2 separate regions of the Homo sapiens genome follow, and region 1 is linked to region 2. Evidence: chromatin loops called from intact Hi-C (ENCODE). Cell type or tissue: PC-9. All regions are shown on one strand. Each heading gives the region's core, and the rest is flanking DNA. Links, peaks and the distances in the headings are about the cores only. Region 1 has its middle 220 kb from the start of UBE3D. Region 2 overlaps UBE3D (ubiquitin protein ligase E3D).

Region 1 (2,922 bases), core at 107-2,606, 110 kb after region 2:
CTCAAAAAGGTCGACATAAGAGTTACCATATAATCCAGCAATTCTACTCCTAGATATATACCCATGAGAATTGAAAACAGATGTTCATCCAAAAGCTTGTACACAAATGCTCGTAGCAATATTATTGACAATAGCAAAATATGGAAACAACCCAAATGTCCATCAATTGATGAATGGATAAATGCTATGTGATTATATTCATATCATGGAATAGCATTTGGTGACAAAAAGGAATGAAGTATTGATATATGCCATGATATGGATGAACCTTAAAAACTTTATGCTAACTGAAAAAAAACAGACACAAAGGTTACATATTATATGATTTCATTTATATGAAATATCCAGATTAGGCAACTTCATAGAAATAGAAAGTAGATTAGGGATTGTGTGGCTGGGGGAAAGGGAAAATGAGGAGTGACTGCTTATGTGTCTGAGCTTTCTTTTTAGGGTAATGAAAATATTCTGTAAGTAGATAATGGTGAAGGTTGCACAAGTCTGTGAATACTAACAACCATTGCATGATATGCTTCAAAAGTTTTAGCCTTATGGAATGTGAATATCTCAACAAAGCTGTGATTAAAATAAAAATAAAATTTAACCTGGCATCAGGGTATAAACAAATGGGGGTGGATGAAGAAAGCAGAATAGCCAAGTTAATAGATTATTAATTGACAAGTGCTTAAGCTCAGTGTTAGTGATGGCAATGGGGAAAAATGCAAGAACCATAACCAAAGTTAGATTTCAGAATGTAGAAACTCCAATTGCAAGAGAAGTGAGAAAGGGAAGAATCAATAGGCTTTGCTTCTGGGTAACTCAGAGAATGGCTGTGCCATGAAGGAGTGAGAGGTTGTCAGGGGTGAAGGGGGTGAATGTGATGTCCAATATAGCATAATGAATTACTCATTAGGGAAATACAAATCAAAACTGTTAGATCTGAGTGGAATGTGACAGAGAGTAAAAAAGAGATGGCTAAAAACCAGTAACTGCCTTTACTTAATGTAACAGCTAACTTTTTTCCAAGAGAAAGTCTCGCTCTGTCACCCAGGCTGGAGGGCAGTGGCATCATCTCGGCTCACTGCAGCCTCAGCCTCCAGAGTTCAAGCAATTCTCCTGCCTCAGCTTCCAGAGTAGCTGGAATTACAGGCACGCACCAATTATGTCCGGCTCATTTTTGTGGTTTTAGTAGAGATGGGGTTTCACCATGTTGGCCAGACTGGTCTCTAACTCCTGGCCTCAAGTGACTCACCCCCCTTGTCCTCCCAAAGTGCTGAGATTACAGACACGAGCCACTATACCCAGCCAACAGCTAACTTTTATATAGAACTTGCTGTGTGTCAGATAGCATCCTAAGCACTCGACATGTATTAATTCATTTAACCCCTACAATGACTCTATGAGGTACAGACTATAAATATCTCCATTTTATAAGAGCAGAAAATGAGGCTCTGAGAGGTGAAATAATTGCCCAACATTGAGCATGAACTTATGCTCTAACTTCTATACTCTATACCGCCCTTTTAAGTAACAAGAAGGCACCCATCATTTATAGGTAATATTCATCTCCTCAATTCACAGTTATTATTGATTAACCATTTGTTTACAAAAATGCAAATTATCATGGAGTATTTTAGTCTTAATTTGTATAACTTGATTTTGGAATCTACCTGAAAATGAAACCAGTCAACTTAGTGGCATACACTTGCCGTCACTGAAGTTTGACACTTCAGGAAGATGTGGAAGGCAAGTTTCAGAAGGATTCATGTATTAGCCAAGGGTAGAGCTGATGTCTTCTCATATGCCCTCAGAGATATCATTCTCTGTGAAAGAATTTCTTCCCTGTTGGTCTCTCTGACTTCTGTAACATATGCAGAGATTTTCTGGAGAGCTTGAGATTTTATTTCTACTAAGCATTATGAGTTTTGTAGCTACCTTTCTGGCATGATTTTTAAAGCTTAATTTGCAAAAGTAATGATTCCTTTACTACTAGTGGTTAACTGTATTCCCCTAATATTTATAATGACTTACTTCTATCACCGACTATGAGATAATTACATTTCCTTTACTTCCTTTTTCAAAAGGAGATTACAGTGTCTAGTGTATATTCCTATGAATGAAGGCTGTTGGAAAAAGCAGTCATGCACAGGATACTGACCCTTGCATGGCTGCATAAAAGAGTGCCTCAGTCCTGACACATTTTCCTACATGGAGGTAAGGAGCCCTCACAGCCTGTGCTGGGCATATCATCTTGTTTGGGAGTATCTTTTTCTGCTCCAGGTTCAATGTATACTTTTTTCTTCCGTGTAAAGTGTGCTCATCCTATGACACCTGGTCAATGGCACTGCTATTTCTGTTCCTTGCAGAGGAAGAGATAGCGTCCTTTGCCTATAGCACAAGAGGGGCCCATGCAGACCATCTCCCTGTGTTGGCTGTGGGGCAAGACCTGCTGTTCATGGCACCAGTTTGAAGCCGATCTTGCTCTGCTTCTTCTCTATAAGAGGAAAGTGTTTTTCCATTCAGCGCCTGTGTGAATCATGTCTTTCTTGGTGATGCTTTCTTGGTGACTTGATGCAGTGAGGTGACATCCTGGGACTGCTGCTCCTGGTGGTAGGCATTGTCATGCTCTTTGCTGTCCTCCCTGCAGTGGACTCCTCCCCTAGAGGTGGTAACAGGTGTCATTTGCTTGCCAAGGGCCAAAATGCTACCTATCTGAAGAGGCCAGAGACCAAATGCTGGGACTGTTAGGTTAATATCAAACCTTCAAGAGCTAAAAATCAAAATTCACTGATATCATTTTAAAAATATAGATAAGCAAAAAGGAAAAACTATTTGTAATCCTGCCACTAAAACACAACTACTAATAGGGTTTTGAGGCATATCTTTCTAGTTTTTTCTTCTTTTTAAATATATACATTTTTAAAA
Region 2 (2,922 bases), core at 310-2,809:
GCCAATAAGGCCGGGGAACATCTTGGCCCTGCCTCCCTTTCTGACCTCATCTCTGGCTCTCTCACTCTCACTCTGCTCCAGGCACACTGGCTCTATCTCCCTGTCCTTATCACGAGCTGGTTCTGGCTGTAGGATCTGTGGACTGGCTGTTTTCCCTGCTACTGGGAGAATACTCTGCACCAGGTCTTTGCATGGCCACCTGCTTCTTGTCGTTCAGGTCTCAGTTCAGGTATCCCCTCTGAGGAGAGGCCCAACCTGACCCCCCTTCTTCACATCACCATTACTCTGTAATCTTACCTTGTTTAATTTTCTTCATAGCACTTTCCACTATTTGATCTTGTTCATTTATTTGTTCACCTTTTTCCTCTACTAAAATATGTGTTGACTGAATGAATGGGGGAATGTCTGTTTTTGTTCAATATTGTGCCAACAGAACTTAGTATAGTGCCTGGATGTAGGAAGAAGTTAATAAATATTGGATGGCTGGCAAGATGGCTGGATGGGTGGATGAAGGCACAGTTAAAATGCAGATGGACACAGCCATGTGACATTCTAGAAATCTAAAAGACTGAGCTGGGTTACACAGAGGTACGTACAGTATACACTCAGGGCAGAAGCAGCAGCCCTTTCTCTGCTGGGGCAGTGCTAGACTCAACAGATAAGGTCTGGATTTAAGATATGTCAGCAAAGTTGAGCACAGATGGGTATCCACATTGAAACTGCAACCTGGTGTTTTGTACAAATGAGAAAAACTCGAAGAAGAGTTCAGCCCTTAGAAAGAGCTGGCAGGATTCAGATAAGCAAAGTGATCAATATATAGGATGGGACTCTCTGGGTACTGGAGACCACAGTACCACAGTAGGGAATATGGGAATGATGCCCAACTTTTGTGCCAGAAACCAACGCAGTAGGCATTAGAGGTGCAGAGGTGTCCTCTGGAGGAGGCAAGTTGCAGCCTGTTGACGTCATTGCCGTTGCTAGTTTATTTCACTCTGTGTGCTTCAGAACTCTGGGGTTAGGTGGCACAAGGCCATTTCTATACCCATCTTGCTGGGCAGCAACCAGCTCTTAACCTGAAGTCCTGCAATGGCAGCTTTAAATATAGGTAAGATGTCTGGAAGGTAGAACCTTAAAAGCAATCAGGTTGGAACCAGGACTGGGCAAGAGCTGCTGGTTTTAATGGCAACTATGTATTTTTCCTAGAATCCTGGCCTATTGCAACTAGAAGGAATAACTAGTCTAATAATCTTATTTTTATAGATAAGGAAACACATACCCAAGAATGTTAAGTTGATATTGGAGACTGAAATTCTGATTTCTTAGTTGTGCTTTTTGTGCTACAGAGACTATGTTGACTTCTCTTTGGGTAGAGAGGGGATTTTTCTATACTTAGCATTTCTCTGCTCCAAAGTAGCTCACACCTGTAATACCAGCACTTTGGGGGCTGAAGCAGGAGGATCACTAGAGCCTAGGAGTTCAGGTCCACCCTGGGCAACATAATGAGACACCATCTATGTAAAAAATTAAAAAATTAGCAGATGTGCTGGCATATGCCTGTAGCTCCAGCTACTCAGAAGGCTGAAGTAGGAGGATTGCTTGAGCCCTGGAGGTCAATCCTGCAGTGAGCCATGATTGTGCCACTGCACTGCAGCTTGGGTGAGAGTGAGACCCTATCTCAAAAAAAAAAAATTAGATATTAATAATCAGATAATAATATAAATTATAATAGCTAATTTTTTTTAGTTCTTTCTGTTTTCCAGGTACCGTTCTCAGTGATTGGTACTTAGTAGCTCATTTCATTTTCATGATACCTCCATAAGGAAGGTATATTATTGTTTACATTTTACAGGTGCAGAAACTGAGCACAGGTGCACAACATTCCCAAGCTCACACAGCTAATAAGTAGAGGAACATGAAGTACAAGGCCTGGCTCGAGAACCCCTATTCTTAACCACTAAATAATGTTAACCTCTTTTAATAAGGTTGGTTAAACAAAGTAAGATGTTTTTAAGTGGCATGACTTGTCAGCCCCTTGCATGTGCTTAAGGGGTAGTGTGATCCTCCTAGTTGAGGAACATAGTAAACAGTATTTCTCAAATGTACTTGATAGCAGGGAGACTTTTTCTAGGGGCATTTTATGGGATTAATGTTTGCAGAATACAAATGGGGAGACACTGTTCTATCTCTAAAGACCCTTATGTACATTCTTAGTGGCAGCCTTCCTTACCTCCACAAGAAGTAGTGCTGCAGTTTTAGAGGCTGATTGTCAGGAGGATACCATCTCTTTCTTTTGAGACTAGATGGTCGTCCTTTTGGTCAGGGCCTCTTTGGTCAGAATGGCACAGTAGGAACAAGATCTGCCTTTGGCATTCCTTGGTACACACTGAATCAAGCCTGAGGCCCAGAAGTCCTCTGGCTGAGCATTGCTTTCCCACCCTGTACCTGTTCCCAGTTCTATTTCAACTGGCACTCATCCACTCTGTACACTGCATACCAAAGTAGTAACGTGGCAAAGGGTTCTACTGGTAGATTAAGCCCTCTGGCTAAACTCTGCCTCTCCCCTAACTTAAGGATTGACTCTCACTGAGAATGCTCCAGAAGAGTCTTCCTTGGAAAATATACTCAACTAGGATAAGGAAGGAGTGTTTCATAGCCTTGGTCCCTGAGTGGAGGAAACCCTTCCTGTTTATTCCCACATCTTACCTCATTAACTCCAGCTCCAACCAGCTGCTCCAGGCTATCTAAATGGTATGGATAGAATTTTTAAGGACATAGCCCCAGGTTAATGACAGAATTCTAAACAATTTTAGATGTTTTCACAAACACTTGCCTTTTTCAGATCCTTGCAATTCCTATTTTGTTTATTCTTAATTTTTATGGGTACATAGTAGGTATATATATTTATGGGTTACATGAGATATT

What was found. A loop is a pair of places that touch in the nucleus more often than their neighbours do. Peaks named below come from ENCODE experiments on the same cell type or tissue, not always from the same donor. Only the 100,000 strongest peaks of a DNase experiment are listed, where the experiment ranks them.
Region 1: it touches region 2 in a loop (2.8-fold over the local background); 1 of 110 quality-filtered maps calls a loop at or near these places.

What each region holds. Positions count from the first base shown.
Region 1 is chr6:82,841,217-82,844,138 of GRCh38, reverse strand. No RefSeq gene overlaps it. Among named protein-coding and RNA genes, the nearest start is that of UBE3D, 220 kb to the left of the region's middle. In PC-9, for the core only: no CTCF peak of the experiment used is centred there; a DNase peak (open chromatin) is centred at 1,168.
Region 2 is chr6:82,951,200-82,954,121 of GRCh38, reverse strand. The region is part of intron 9 of UBE3D (ubiquitin protein ligase E3D); the gene reads left to right. Among named protein-coding and RNA genes, the nearest start is that of UBE3D, 110 kb to the left of the region's middle. In PC-9, for the core only: no CTCF peak of the experiment used is centred there; no DNase peak of the experiment used is centred there.